Regions from separate parts of the Homo sapiens genome. Here region 2 is linked to region 1. The links are chromatin contacts, found by Hi-C in ENCODE. All regions are on one chromosome and are shown on one strand. The core of a region is the stretch at or near the end of the contact, and the rest is flanking DNA. Distances in the headings are between cores, read along the strand shown. Region 1 holds the start of CLDN16 (claudin 16). Region 2 has its middle 130 kb from the start of OSTN.

Evidence for each region. Hi-C counts contacts between places; a loop is a spot of excess contacts on that map. Pooled maps may share reads with other maps.
Region 2: a loop to region 1 is called in a map of PC-3, with 3 times the contacts of the local background. The contact joins the enhancer-like site here to the promoter of CLDN16 in region 1. A Hi-C loop is called at or near these places in 5 of 168 maps with a recorded cell type or tissue (Calu3, HepG2, MCF 10A and 2 more) and 10 of 50 pooled maps.

Annotation. Positions count from the first base shown.
Region 1 is chr3:190,384,974-190,392,499 of GRCh38, forward strand. It overlaps CLDN16 (claudin 16), which reads left to right and starts at 3,190. Exons shown (of 5, transcript NM_006580.4): 1 at 3,190-3,470. The coding sequence starts at 3,357. RefSeq lists an enhancer at 1,447-1,741.
Region 2 is chr3:191,060,672-191,068,197 of GRCh38, forward strand. No RefSeq gene overlaps it. Among named protein-coding and RNA genes, the nearest start is that of OSTN, 130 kb to the right of the region's middle. Within about 2 kb of position 4,665, at least 2 of the 41 ENCODE cell types and tissues checked have a DNase peak (open chromatin) inside an H3K27ac peak, as active enhancers do; they include PC-3, where a contact is called at or near this core.

The DNA.
Region 1 (7,526 bases), core at 1,940-4,439:
TGGGAGTGGTATTATAGCTTAAGACTGTTGTCAGAATTACCTGAATGGAGTTCTTTACTTCCTGCTTCTGGTCCACTCACTGAAGAGTAAACCTCTCAAGGACTAGGATGAGTTCTTCCAACCGTTTATTTTCTCTGTGTCCCAAGAGAAAGTACTAGAGTCAGAGTACACTGTTCATAAATGTGTGCTGGATGGAATGGAATTAAACTATAAAAGAGTTGATAAACCAAAATGTTGAAGCCTAGGGAGGGTCAGAATGCAAAAGAGATGTGTCTATATAGATTGGTGAGCAGTTTATTCTGCATCTGTGCCCTCCATCCTCACAACACCCTACACATTTCTTAGAAGTGCACTCACATCCCATCCATGAAGTGTTTACTGCTCTATCAGTTTGCATGACTCTCCTTTTTGTATCTCCTATTACATTATGGCCTCACTCACAGAAATTCACATGCAAGCCTGAATGTTTTATGTTATTCTCTAAGAGTAGTAAACTTAAATTCAGGAACAATTCTATAGCCACCTGAATAATTCCCCACTCCCTATCACATACAATGTTCAGTGACCATTAGGAGCGAATGAATGCTATAGTCTAGATTTTTTTTTTTGTGAAAGAATCTATGATTTCCAGAGATATGTATGCACATGTGTGTGTTTGCATATGAGAATGCATATGCTTAGCATTTTTTGGTCTTTATTTCTTTCCATTAAGTTCTGATATTTGGATTTGGGACCTATTGGTGCTAGTTAGGGAAGAGTTTGTAGCAAAGATGGAATTCTGATACCCTCTTTTCTAAAACTTTGTCTGTGATTTGTAGTATATAACTCTTAAAAAATTGTTTTTCTTTTGTTGTTCTAAACTCATCTCTCAAAGTATGGCCATCTGTTTCAAAATCAGAATTTTATACAAAACACATGTAAAATATGAATTCCTGGCTTCCACTCCCAATTTCCTGAATCCAAATGTCTGGGAGTGGAATTCCTGGGTTTGCATTTATAACAAGTGGCCTTACAGAGTCCAGTGTACACTCAGGTTGAAGAACTACTGCCTTGGAGTGCACTGTTAGCAGGTAAAGTACACTGTGAAAAGTCCCTGTGTGAAATGTCAGCAACAAGTCCAGGACTTTTCCTGCAAAGGGCATGTGCTTTTGGAATTGGTTTGCTCTCCCAGATCAGCAGAGTAAATCTTAATAGCATTTCAGATTTTAGGGCACAGGGAAAGATTCTCTGTGACTCACCAAAGCAGCATGTTTGTATTCCGTGGGCAATGACATTCTTTGAATGAGCACTTAAAAAACAGGTATTTTTTTTCCAACTGTTAAACAAAATAAGTAAAATAAAAGCATCTGTAATGTACCTCGCAGATAGTTATAACGATCGCTAATGTGTACAGTAATCACCCCTTCTCCTTGAGGAATATGTTCAAAGACCCTCAGTGGATGTCAGAAACGAAGGACAGTACTGGATCCTACACACACTATACGCAACAGTAGGTCAGATCACCGAGGCAGCTATTAAGTGACTAAGGGGTGGGTAGTGCATACAATGTGGAAATGCTGGCCAAAGGGATGATTCATATCCCATGTGAAGTGGGATGGCTTGAGATTTCATCACGCTATTCAGAACAGTGTTCAATTTACCACTGATGAATTGTTTATCTATGAAATTTCCCATGTAATTTTTGCAGACCATGATTAACCACTGGTAACTGAAGCCTCAAAAGGGAAATTCTGGATAGCAGGGGTGGTACTGTAGACCCTATGTATAGAAATAATTAAGCTTATATTCCACCTATGGTTTTCCATGCAGCTTTTACATTTAAATTTACGTTTTATATACTTGAATAAAATGAATTAAAATTAGAAAAAACAAAGTTTAGCCACAAAAAGTTTATTATTGTAATATATTTTGAAAAATGGTTTATCAATACTGATTTTAGCCTTTTATACTGTATATTATGATCAAATAATTTTCAAATGGAAAAAAGTAATCCTTTTATAAGCTGTTGGTAAAATAAGAATCTTAGTAGCTGATTCATGCCAGAGTAATTACCTCTTTCTGGCCTTTTCTCTGCTCCTTTCTTTCTCTCCCTCCCAATTTCTTTCTCTCACTCTGTCTCCCCTTTGACATTCTCTCCTACATTAAGAATCACCACTTTGTTTTTACTGTTCTCATTCAAAATTTTTATTTTAGTATATAGAAGTCTACCTGATGAAGAGAAAATGTTGATATATGTGCTTTTTAAAGCATATTAAAGAGTATTGGTTATGGAATTTGTAGACCCATTAAGGATACCTATTCAGATACAGATAAAATTCCAGTTGCCCCAGTTACATATTAAAAACTTTTTTTTACAAAAAAGAAACACACTTTCTTCCTAATATAACAGTTTTTTTTTCTTCATTAGACGCGTTTTCAAACATTGGTCCATGAGGGAAAAGTAATAATATAGGAAATTCTTAGTCATGTTAATATTTTCCATTTAGCTATTACTGACAGATGCTATTCTAAGCGACTTACAGGCACAATATCTTTTATTCCTCATATGAAGAACAAGCATTATATAAAGAAAATATTAATACATGCATTTTCAGAAACTACAGCCCAAGGGCTCTCAGACCATAAATTCAGAGCAAGAATTTCCACCCAGAGCTGTCTGCATTAAAATGCACACTTGTTCCCACTCTACGATGCTGAAAGGTTAGGAGCCTTGGCTGTCCCTACTGCCCAGGTGCTACAAGTCCTTCATGGGGCTGTTCTACGCAACACTTTGGAATGCAGACTCCCTTGAGCGAGCACTTGTTTAGCATAGTTTCACCAGTGGCCTGTCTGTCTAAAGTAGTCGGCGAATATTAAAATAGTCCTAACAATAAAATAACACTCAGTCAACCGTGTAGCCTTCTTCCGAGTGGGGAGGAGAATAGCTCACTCTCCCTAGAGGGCCTAAGAAAGATCAGTTTACAGGTTCCAGCATGGGGTGGGACCCTTCCTCCTTCCCCCGTCTTGGCACTGGCACTTGGTCTGGTGACCACCACTAGCCCACAGTTGGGTCAGAAAACGTTACAGAACTCCTCTCTCCCCCACCCGAAACACACTCAGCCCTTGCACTGACCTGCCTTCTGATTGGAGGCTGGTTGCTTCGGATAATGACCTCCAGGACCCCACTGTTGGTTACAGCCTGTTTGTATTATTCTTACTGCAACTCAAGACACCTGCAGCAGGGCGTGAGAAAAAGTAAAAGACCAGTATTTTCACATTGCCAGGTACCAGAAACACAGAAGACTGACACCCGCCACTTAAGTGGGGCCAGGGCTGGTGTCTGCCCATGTTGCCATCCTGATGGGCTGCTTGCCACAATGAGGGATCTTCTTCAATACATCGCTTGCTTCTTTGCCTTTTTCTCTGCTGGGTTTTTGATTGTGGCCACCTGGACTGACTGTTGGATGGTGAATGCTGATGACTCTCTGGAGGTAAGAAGATAGCAGCTTCTTTTCATGATCCAGGCCAGCCCAAATTTTCGCTAAGTCCCAACTGCCATGTACAACATTCAGTATCTTTACTAAGGCTAATGATACCAAAAATAGGCAACATGGACTATTTATTGAGTCTTTACATTATTAGCTCATTTAATCCTCATAGTTAATTTATGAGGTAGGTCTTGTTATCCCATTAAACAGATGAAGTTACTAAATAGTTCCTCCTTTTTTCACAAGGATAAATTTCCACAAGGGTAATTAAGTGATCTCTGCTACTGAGACCTCCAGAAATTCACGTCTTCCATTGCTGCATATATCATATTGAGTAACATTTCAGTACCACCCTTTTTTCTAAGATAAATTTTTTACTCTTGATGACAGCATTAAGAATAGTGTGATAGACTTTTTTTAAGGAGTGTTAATAATCTAAAACGTTGAGAAAGAAAATGCAAGGCATGCAAAACCTACCCAATTAACATGCAAGAGGAAAAAACATTATCTTAATGATTTCCAAGTAAAAGAAAAAATGTTGAGGGAGAAAATGTCTTTCCAGTGCATCCCAATGTACGGGGGACAGGCATGGATTTAAATCCTCCCTTAAAATGAGTTGCTCTAGGGAACTGACTACTATTCAAAAGATGAGTGAGTGGGTTCACATTTGAGGATTTTATTTTTCTCGCTGGAGAAGCTCAGAAAGAAGTAATTTTGAAGTTCAAAACCATTACCTGTGGCCATAGGAATCTGAGAGAGGCAGAACTGAGTAAAAAATCAAATCTTCAGAATTAGCTGCTGTTCATTAATGAGGCTTAGGAAAACACAGGTAAGAAAAAGAAACAATATTTCAAGAGCTCAAAAAAAGGAGTATATAGCAAAACAATTTGCTTTTTAATGTGCATCCTGAAGGGAACAATTTACCCTAGCAAATGCTATAATGTCACCTCTATAAAGTTTAAGAAAGATACTCGACTGAGTTTATATATTTTTCTTCTAATTTTCTTTATTAAACTCTCAAATTGGAGTTCCAAATGGAAAGTAATAATGATTCTATTTTGCTGTGCATTATTTTTGCTGCTCGCTTTTTCTTGCTTTTAATTTGCCTCTGACTTGAACATGGCATTTCAAAACCAATGGAGTTAGGAATACCTCTTTAATGCTAGAAAATTACATTTCCAAAAATTGTGATAGAATTGAACTACTGTAAAGGATGTCTGCTATAAGTGAGCCCAGTGATGCATTTTATCTGGCCATGAATATATGCAAAGAATGAAATAAATGCCCTTTGAACAGTGCTCAGGGAAAAGTGCAGATAAAACGTTCTGCTGTCATTAGTTTGCCATTATCTAGATGGCCAGTGGTAGGTGATGAATACAGAAATATGTTTAACTTGAGCATAATTATAATTATGTTTTTTAAAATACAAAAAAATGTAAAATCCCATCTAGGGGCATTGTTAAAATATTTTCTAAAACAATTTAAAAGTCTTTCTGCTTAAGCTGACATAATTGCTAACTTCATTTGATAAGAAATAGTTTTAGAAAGGGTCAAACCTTGCTGAGAGAGAGATTGAGAGTCCTGGAATTTAAAGTGTCTTCTTTCATTTTAGTATAACCAACCAATTTGCCATCTGTCCCATGAAAGAATACTTCTAGTTAAAACGAATGGAATGAGCAGTCCAGGTTACACACCTCAAGTAAACCCTTGCTAACCTTGAAAAATAGTTAATATTTCTTAGCTTCCTTCTTATTTCCCATACTTAAAATGTATTGCTATAATATTCCCAAGAAGCCTTCACATTTAAAGGAAGAGGCTGGGCATGGTGGCTTATGCCTGTAATCCCAATACTTTGGAAGGCCGAGGCGGGCAGATCACAGGTCAAGAGATTGAGACCATCCTGGCCGACATAGTGAAACCCCATCTCTAACAAAAATACAAAAATTAGCTGGGTGTGGTGGCAGGGGCCTGTAGTCCCAGCTACTAAGGAGGCTGAGGCAGGAGAATCGCTTGAACTAGGGAGGAGGAGGTTGCACTGAGCCGAGATTGTGCCACTGCACTCCAGCCTGGCGACAGAGCGAGACTCCATCTTAAAAAAGAAGAAGAAGAAGAAGAACCCTGTAACAAATCCGGCTCCCTTCTCTTTCAACAATCTCTTTAGTTGTCAATATTTTTAAAGAGACAATAATCTCTTATAATAATTGCTACTTCAACAGGCCAGGATAGAAACTTATATTTTCCACAAATTTGAAGGTTCTGATGCTAGCTCAATTGCTCTTCTCTTTTCTTGCCGCCATCCTCATTTATATATCACCTTTGGTCCATATAACAACTCACTTTATGTTTTTATTTTTATTTTTTTATAGATTTGGTCTCACGCTGTCACCCAGGATAGAGTGTACTGGTGTGATCATATCTCACTGCAGATTCAAACTTCTAGGCTCAAGTCATCCTCCCACCTCAGCCTCCCTAGTAGCTAGGCCTACAGGTGCATGTCCCCACAACTGGCTAATTTTAAAAATTTTTTGTAAGAACAAGGACTTTCTCTGTTCTCTAGGCTGGTCTCCAACTCCAGGCCTCAAGTGATCCTCTTGCCTCGGCCTCCTAAAGTACTGGGATTATAGGAGTGAACCACCACAGCAGCTCACTTTAATCCATTGTTGGACAAAAGTCAACGAAACAAGTGTTTTGTTTTGTTTTGATTTTTTAAGAAAAAAAAGGAATACCAATAGACAATTTAAATAAGAAGGAGTATTATACTTTTCCAGTTTTTTTTTTTTTTTTTAGTATATTTGGATGATGTTGGCACGGGATTTAGAAGAAGAGTTTTGTGGTTCAATTCAGTATAAAAATATATACAATTATATCATATAAAAGGAATGATGCTACTCCTACTAGAAGAGACAAAGATAAAGCAAAAATTGCTCCTGCCTCTCAGGAGTGCACATTTAATGAGGGGAAAACAAAGATACACATGAAACTATAATAAAAAGCATAAATAAATTCATATTTTGAGCAAGAAATAAACGAAGTATCATTGGGGAAGAAAATATGCGATGATTACTTCCTATCAGGGCCATCGAAGCAGGTCTCATGAAAGAAAAGGCATTTGAGCAAAGCCTTGAAACGATGTAAAGCATTTCAAATTGTAGAAATGGCAGCAGGGGCCTTTCAGATAAGGGGACAGAGTGGCAAAAGTGCAAAGAGAGGAGAAGCTCAGGGCTTGTTAGAGGACTAAAGTGGGCAACACAAAGAAGGAGGCAGAAAAAGCTCAGATATTCTTTTTGCCTACCACACTCTACCTATCTCAAATGAAGTTCTTCGTATTAGGTAAAAATGCTAGGAAAGAAAATAGCACACAGAATTACGATGTGCACAACCCTACATCAGTGACTAGAGGCCCTCAGCTACCATCCTGCTCTTGTCATTATTGATTCATTTGTGTCTCTGAGAAGACTGATAGGGAGAAGAGAATTTGGGTTTTGAGATTTTTCAAGCGTATGTTTGCATCTTAACCCTTATTAACTGCCTTCTATTAAGCAAGTCACATTTCTTGTCTTTGGCTCAGTTTTTTCAATTGTATAGTTGAACTCAGTTGTTTCTAAGGTCCTTTTCAGTCTTTTTTTTTTTTTTTTTAACATCATGTCTCCATGACTGTCTGAAACTTCAGAGAGTTGGACACTCACTAATGGACTGGTGGTGTCTGGCACTTCTCCAGACATTTCCATTGGGAATCTAGTGGAAGGATCCTCCATTTTTCTGTAGCTTCATACACTCTCCCTTCCTTCATTCCAACTTCTCTTTTTCCTTCATTTCCTTGTTCCTTCCTTCCTCTTCTTTATTCCCCCTCTCTCTTTTCCTCCCTTTTCTTAACTCTCTCTCTTTCCCTCCTATATCCTTCTTTTTCTTTCTTTCTCTTTCTTCTTCATCTCTTTACCCCTTCATTTCTCTCTCTTTTCTTTCTACCTTTTGTCATTTCACAAATAATCTCTGACAACTTCTGTATACTTGGCACCATGGTGGGTACATGGTTATGAAGTAGGATGAGACCTGGAGCCT
Region 2 (7,526 bases), core at 3,415-5,914, 680 kb after region 1:
AGGACGAAGAGCATATGATTGTTTCAATTAATGCTGAAAAACATTTGATAAAATTTGATATTTCTTCTTGGTAAAAACCTTCAAAAACTAGGTATAAAAGGAACATACATCAACATAATAAAAGCTGTATACAAAGGACCCACAGCTAATATCATACTGAATGGGGAAAAACTGAAAACCTTTCCTCTTTGGAACATAAAAATGCCCACTTTCACTGTTATTCAACATAGTACTGGAAGTCCTAGCTACAGCAATTAGACAAGAGAAAGTAATAAAGCGTCATCCAAATTGAAAAGGAAGAAGTAAAATTATCCTTGTTTGCAGAAGATATAATCTTGTATTTGGGAAAACCTAAAGACTCCACCAAAAAAATCTATTAGAATTAATAATAAACAAGTTCAGTAAAATTTTAGGATGCAAAATCAGCATACAAAAATCTGTAGCATTTCTATGTAAAGATGAACTATCTGAAAAATACATCAAGAATGTAATCCCATTTACATTAGATAGAAACAAACTAAGATAACTAGAAATTAACTAAAGAAGTAAAAGATTACTGTAATGAAAACTATTAATGAAAGAAATTGAAGAGGACATCAACAAATGGACAGATATTCAATGTTCATGGATTGGAAGAATCAATATTGTTAGCATGTTCATACTTCCTAAAGCAATCTACAGATTCAATGCAATCCCTATCAAAATACCCATGACATTCTTCACAGAAATAGAAAAAAAAATCCTAAAAATTATATGAAAGCTCAAAAGACCCAAAATAGCCAAAGCTATTCTTAGCAGAAAGAACAAAATTGGAAGAATCACATTACCTGACTTCAGATTACACCACAAAGCTATAGTAACCAAAACGATGTTGTAGTGGCATAAAAACAGACAGAAATATGGAACAGAATAGAGAACACAGAAATAAATTTATACATCCACAGTTAACTCTTTTTCAACAAAGTTACCAAGAATAAACACTGGAGAAACAACAGTCTCTTCAATAAATGGTGTCAGGAAAATTGGATGTCCATACACAGAAGAATGAAAGTAGACTTCTATCTCATGTCATATAAAAAATAAAATTAAAATAGATTAAAGACTTAAAAGTAAGACCTCATACTACGAAACTACTAAAAGGAAACATTGGAGAAACTCTGCAGGACATGGAATGGGGCAAAGATTTCTTGAGTAATATCCTATAAACATAGGCAACCAAAGCAAAAATGCACAAATAGGATTACATCAAGTTAAGAAGCTTCTGCACAGTGAATGAAAAAATCAACAAAGTAAAGATAACCCACAGAGTGGGAGAAAATATTTGCAAACTACCTGTCAAGGGATTAATAACCATAATATATAAGGAGCTCAAACAACTCTATAGGAAAAAGTCTAATAATTTAACTTAAAAATGTGTAAAATATATGAATAGATATTTCTCAAAAGAAGACATACAAATGGCAAACAGGCATACGAAGAGGTGCTCAACATAATTGATTATCAGAGGAAGGCAAATGAAAACTAGAATGAGACAGCATCTCACCCCAGTTAAAATGGCTTATATCCCAAAGACAGGCAATCACAAATGGTGGTAAGGATGTGAAGGAAAGGGAAACATCGTACACTGTTGGTGGTGACGTAACTTATTATAGCCACTATGAAGGACATTTTGGAAGTTCCTCAAAAAACTAAAAATAGAGCTACCATGTGATCTGGCAATCCCACTGCTGGGTATATACCCAAAAAGAATGGAAATCAGTATATCAAAGAGATATCTGGATTCCCATGTTTATGACAGCAGTGTCTACAATAGCCAATATTTGGAAGCAACGTAAGTGTCCATTAGCAGAGGAGTGCACAGAAAAAATGTAGTATACAAAATAATGAGATCCTGTCATTTGTAATAACATGGTTGGAGCTGGAGGTCACTATGTTAAGCGAAATAAGCCAGGCACAGAAAGTCATATTTCATATGTTCTCATTTATTTGTGAGAGCTGTTTTTTTTTTAATGGAACTCCTGGAGATAGAGAGTAGAACAATATTTACCAGAAGCTGGGAAGGGTTGTTGGGGGAAGGAGGAGAGTTAATGGGCACAAAAATGTAGTTAGAATAAATATGATCTAGTATTTGATAGCACAACAGGGTGACTATGGTCAACAATAATTTATTGAACATTTCAAAATAACAAAAAAGAGTACAGGGGCTTGTTTGTAACACAAAGAAAGGATAAATGCATGAATTGATGGATACCCCATTTATCCTGATGTGATTATTATGCATTGTATGCCTGTATCAAAATATCTCATATACCCGATAAATATATATATACCTACTATGTACCCACAAAAATTAAATACTAAAAAAAATTATATGTATATTCTGATTGATAAAGCTTGCTAAGATTTTCCAGGGTGAGAGATTTTGCTTTTACTTTTAAAAAAATTTTGACCAGATATTTTCTTTGTAAGAAAACTATTACTTAAATATCACACATATATTATTTTATTGTATATAATAAACTTTTTATTTTCTGCAATTACCTTAAAATAAAAAGTATGCCTTTTATTGCAAATAAGAGAGAATACAATGAAAATAAGTTTCATGGCAAATCGGTGAGATTTTCCCTACTTGATCTCTGCTTTCATGCTTTATAATTTGCACAGAATCCTAAGAACAATGATAGCTAAATGCTTATTCTTGTTCCATTTTTCTTCTTTATTCCTCTACTTGGAACTTTTAAATATACAGAATGACTTTTATAATCCTGTAGAGAAGATGGTTCACTATTTATAGCAATCTCAGTTATCACAAGGAAAGTACTATATGCTTTGCCCTGCAAATGTGCATAACAAATTTCCTATAATGTTAATATCATGGTCTTTGAGTGAAAAATTCATTCTTGCTTAGGGTTTATATTTTTCCACATAAGGAGGCACTCTTTCCTCTGCCAAGACAAAATGTGGCATGGAACGAATTCAAAGAAAATAACCTTTCCTAACACATTAATATTTTTGAATAAAAGGGATGAATAAAATGTAAAAATAGATATGGATCAAAAATAAGAATATGAAAAATAGTCATTTATTTCTATTCTCCAATTTGACTTTTCAAGCACTAGAGTTACCCTTTTTAAAGTTTTACTAACACTTTCAACCATGAATTCAACAATTTATTTACTTAAGATGAGGAATCATAAATATAGAAATCAAAATTTTGATCATAAACATTTAAATGTATATATTATCATCTCTTCCATTTATTCACTTGTTAATTTTTTATTTTATGTTTACTATCTGCAGGCATATGCTAGGTGTTTGCAACACATTGTTGAACAAAAGCCATGTGGTACCTGCCTGCTTTGAACTTCTATTTGCTCATAGGTTTTAAATCTTCATGAGGTCACAGATCTTTGGCCTACGCATTTTAGTTCCCCTCATGTCCAGCACAGGACTCTCAATTTATCTTATCTATTTCTTTCTTCACTCTTTTTTCAAAGAAATTTTCTTCTTTTTTTGAGGAGATCATTATCTACCTTGATGACGGAAACTTGTGTGTTTTGTGTGCCTCTGCAAAGTCAGTATTAGAATAATGTCAAGGACAATCAATCCAGGCATATACTGGGCACTCAATAAATGCTTATTAAATAAATAGATGGATAAATGTAGTTCTTATTTTAAAAATATTATTGCTCACCCCTGTAATCCCAGCACTTTGGGAGGCCAAGGCGGGTGGATCATGAGGTCAAGAGTTTAAGACCATCCAGGTCAACATGGTGAAACCTTGTCTCTATTAAAAATACAAAAATTAGCTGTGCATGGTGGCACGCGTCTGTTGTCCCAGCTACTCAAGAGGCTGAGGCAGGAGAATCGCTTGAACCCGGGAGGCGGAGTTTGTAGTGAGCTGAGATAGCACCACTGTACTCCAGCCTGTGACACAGCAAGAACAGTCAAAAAAATAAATTAATTAATTAAAAAAAAAAACACCTCAGAAGTATTTGGTATCAAAATGCAAAATATGATACCCCCATTCAAAATAAAAATAATTGTAAATAATCTGCAACACGGGTTAGATTGTTTTGAGTATGTATTAGTGGAAATTCTAAGAAAAAGACTCGTAGCAAAAATAAACCCAAAAAATCTTTTTGCCATCAGTTATTTTATAAATTTTAAAATGAAAGGAATAGGAACATTCTTTCAATCTAATCAGAGTCAGTGATTTTTAAAGTCCTGTATGATCTTCATACCATATCCTTAATGTTATGAAACTTTTTACTTTTGATTCATATTTATTAAGCACTTATGGTATACAGGCAATTATATATTCCATCATTAATATAATAATCCCATTATAACCTGTATCTCTATAAAGTCTATACCTCACTCTGCTTTGAATTGGAATCATGTGTCTATATCCCTCATTAGATTTTAATGACTTTTAAAGATTGCACCCATGTATTTTTCTTAAATGAGCCTACTTAAATATTTAAGAAATTTTAGAGAAAATTTTGGTCACTCTCTTTCTTTTGTATATCCAGAAAACTGAAAAAAAATGTAGCATCAAAAGTGGCAGACACTGCCTACAAAGATACCGTTTTACATTTCAGAACTCTGACTACCCCCGCCCTACTTATTGAACAACAATATGCTCAGGAATGATGAGTCCTCTACTGCCTCAAGAGGGTGATTTAAGTCTAAACCAATCAGTGTAACTCCATGTCTTTTGCTGGTGATTCATTTAGGCATATGCAAAAGTCATAGTCCTGGACAAATATATGAAACTGTTCTTTCTCAGATATGAAACCATTCTTTCTCTCTCTCCTTCCCTCTCTTGCTATCCCTCTCCTGCTCTCTGGCCTCACTGAGCTACTAAATTAACAAACAGCTTTATCTCTATGTGTGTTGTTACGTAAGAATATAAATTCATTTGTCTCATGCCAATGGAGTTGAGTTCTTTGTCATTCACAGACAAAAGCGTCCTGACTGAAATAGAATTTAGCTGATAGAGCAGAAGTGTATCGTTTGTTGCATAAGATATAGCTGCCTTATGATAGCTAGGGAAATAATTTTACTGTTTCCGAAGGTTATATGTTGAATTTGAACAATAAAGAAGATGTCTAGAGTAGACTATTTTCTACCCAAAATCACATCTTCTTTTCTATATCTAGGGAATCTTTCCCCTTATAAAGGGAAGCAAAAAGAAAAAATCCAAATACTGATTTCCTTGTCCTCCTTTCTTAAACGGATGAAAGTATAGGCACATAAACTTGTATATTGTTTCAAGTGTGGATTCAGGAACTAGCTATGTAGAAGAGAGAAGAAAATCATGCTGGCAAGGGAGGCTTTCAGGTAACAGTAAACCCAGTGTCCAGTATGGATGGCATTAATGGTACAATCCTAGTATTATCATGAGAATCATTCTGTGATATGGTTTCAGGCTTGTTTTGGCTTCATAGGCTCTAACATTAGATCTTGTGTCTTCTTGGAGATATAGAATATCCTTGTTTTCATATCCTTTCTCAGATTAAATTAGTCATATATAATTTTGTTGCTTGCAAAGAAAAGCTTTGACTAAAGTATTAATTTCTGAGAGCCTCATAGGAAATTATTCACAGAACTCAGATGCTCAGATGAGAACCTGGTTTCTGGTTTAATTTAATTGAATGTAGAGATCAAACAAAAAACAAAAAAGGAACAATGCAAGCATTTAAAAAACTGACTCTGTAAAAGAAAGACAAATCATGCACACTAGCACCCTACCAAAGCAATGCAATATTGTAAGTGTGTCAGAGGAGGAGTATGGGCAGTGGTAGGCCAAGGTTCTGAGTAGAAATCACATCTCTGAGACTATTTGAGATGGTTTTCAGACTGAATTGAAATGTTTCTTGGAACACGTTTTAAGATGTCTGATTTCACAGGTTTTAGTATGGTTAAGATAACCATTATGAAGTAATCAATTAAATCCAAGCAAAGGTAGATTTATAGTGGCTAGACTGAGAGATCAGAGTACTTTATAACCCCAAATTGTGAAAATTATAATTTTGCCTTTCTTTTTAGGTTATCCCATCTCCAACTCATACCTACAACTCCTGGAATACCAGGAGTTTAAACCTTGGAATTATTCACTAGAATGAATCATTATAGTGTTTACAAGGCACAGTGACTAATAAACTCAGCACAGTTTTCCTGTTAGTCATTTTAAAACTTTCTTAACAAGATGTTCTTTGAGGTACCTGTGTTAAAACATTGTAACGCCTGGGAAACCATGCACTCTCCCATGAAAGGGAACTCAAAACCAGAACATCACAGTAAAATTTGACATCTTAAAATGAACCCTGCCATAGGCTGATAGTTTAGAATCATACAATTTCAGAATTGGAAAGTAACTTGATCTTCTGGTCTGTTGGTTCTAATGACTTGCTATATATCTAAATCACTTTTGCAGCTTGAAAAATTCTAGACCTCAACTCAGTTAATGTCACCAGATTTAGGAAGCACTAACCCACCTAGATAGCTCCAACTACACAGCCTTCAGAATTACCAAGACACATTGTGGATAAAAAACCGATTTATTGATTATCTTAAAATATATGGGGGAATCATTTTTAATAATTACCTCTTCCCTATTTTGATGAGTTTATAAGAAATGACCCAAACAAAAGGAGGGCAAACAGCTGTAAAGTTGGAAAAACATAGAACATCCAAACGTTCTTTTGTTTTCAACGAAATAATAAGAACAGCCAACTCTAGCATTTAAATCTTTCTCATATGCAAAATACATTTACGATCCTGAGAAAACAAACTGTGAAAATTGAGAATAAGACATCTAAGCTACCTTCTGCTGTTCTGGAAAAAATAATGTCACATTACTGTATTGGGCAGAATTTGTTGTGAAAAACAACATAAGACTCCATGTGAATTACAAAATTTTTCTCAGCAAAAGAAAAATTAATCAAGATAGAAGGGAAAGAATATGGTAAAAATGCCAGTCACACCCTTGCTGTCTATATGAAGAGCCTTCTCTCTGTTATTATTAATTTAATTTGCTGTTTCATTTGTTAAATTGTATTCAGGCATTTTATATGGCACTGATTTCCAAGGCTTCATGTTAGATACCTGTCCAACTACTAGGGTAGAGCAGCACCTGATATACTCCTTAAATTTCAATGCATTTCTTTTCAGAAGGGAATTAGTGGCCAAATCCTAACCTGGTTTTTGCCCTACATATTCATTATTCAGGTTGAATTTCCCAAATATAAAATTTGGAGTAGGATGGTAAAAGATAAAATTGTCCAAAGACTCCCTAAAGTTTTTAAGTCCATTTACTATTCTAAATTCATTAATGTGAATGGATAGAAAAAATGATTCCTTTTGAACATACGTATACAATAGCTACTGAGTCTTCTGAGTGGACAGAACTAAGATGCCTTTACAAGACAGAGGCTTTTCCTAAAGACACAGAAAACATTATCAAGCAGTGTCCTCAGAAATTGTCTTTGCTGTCTGACCAACTCTGCTGCATCAATTCC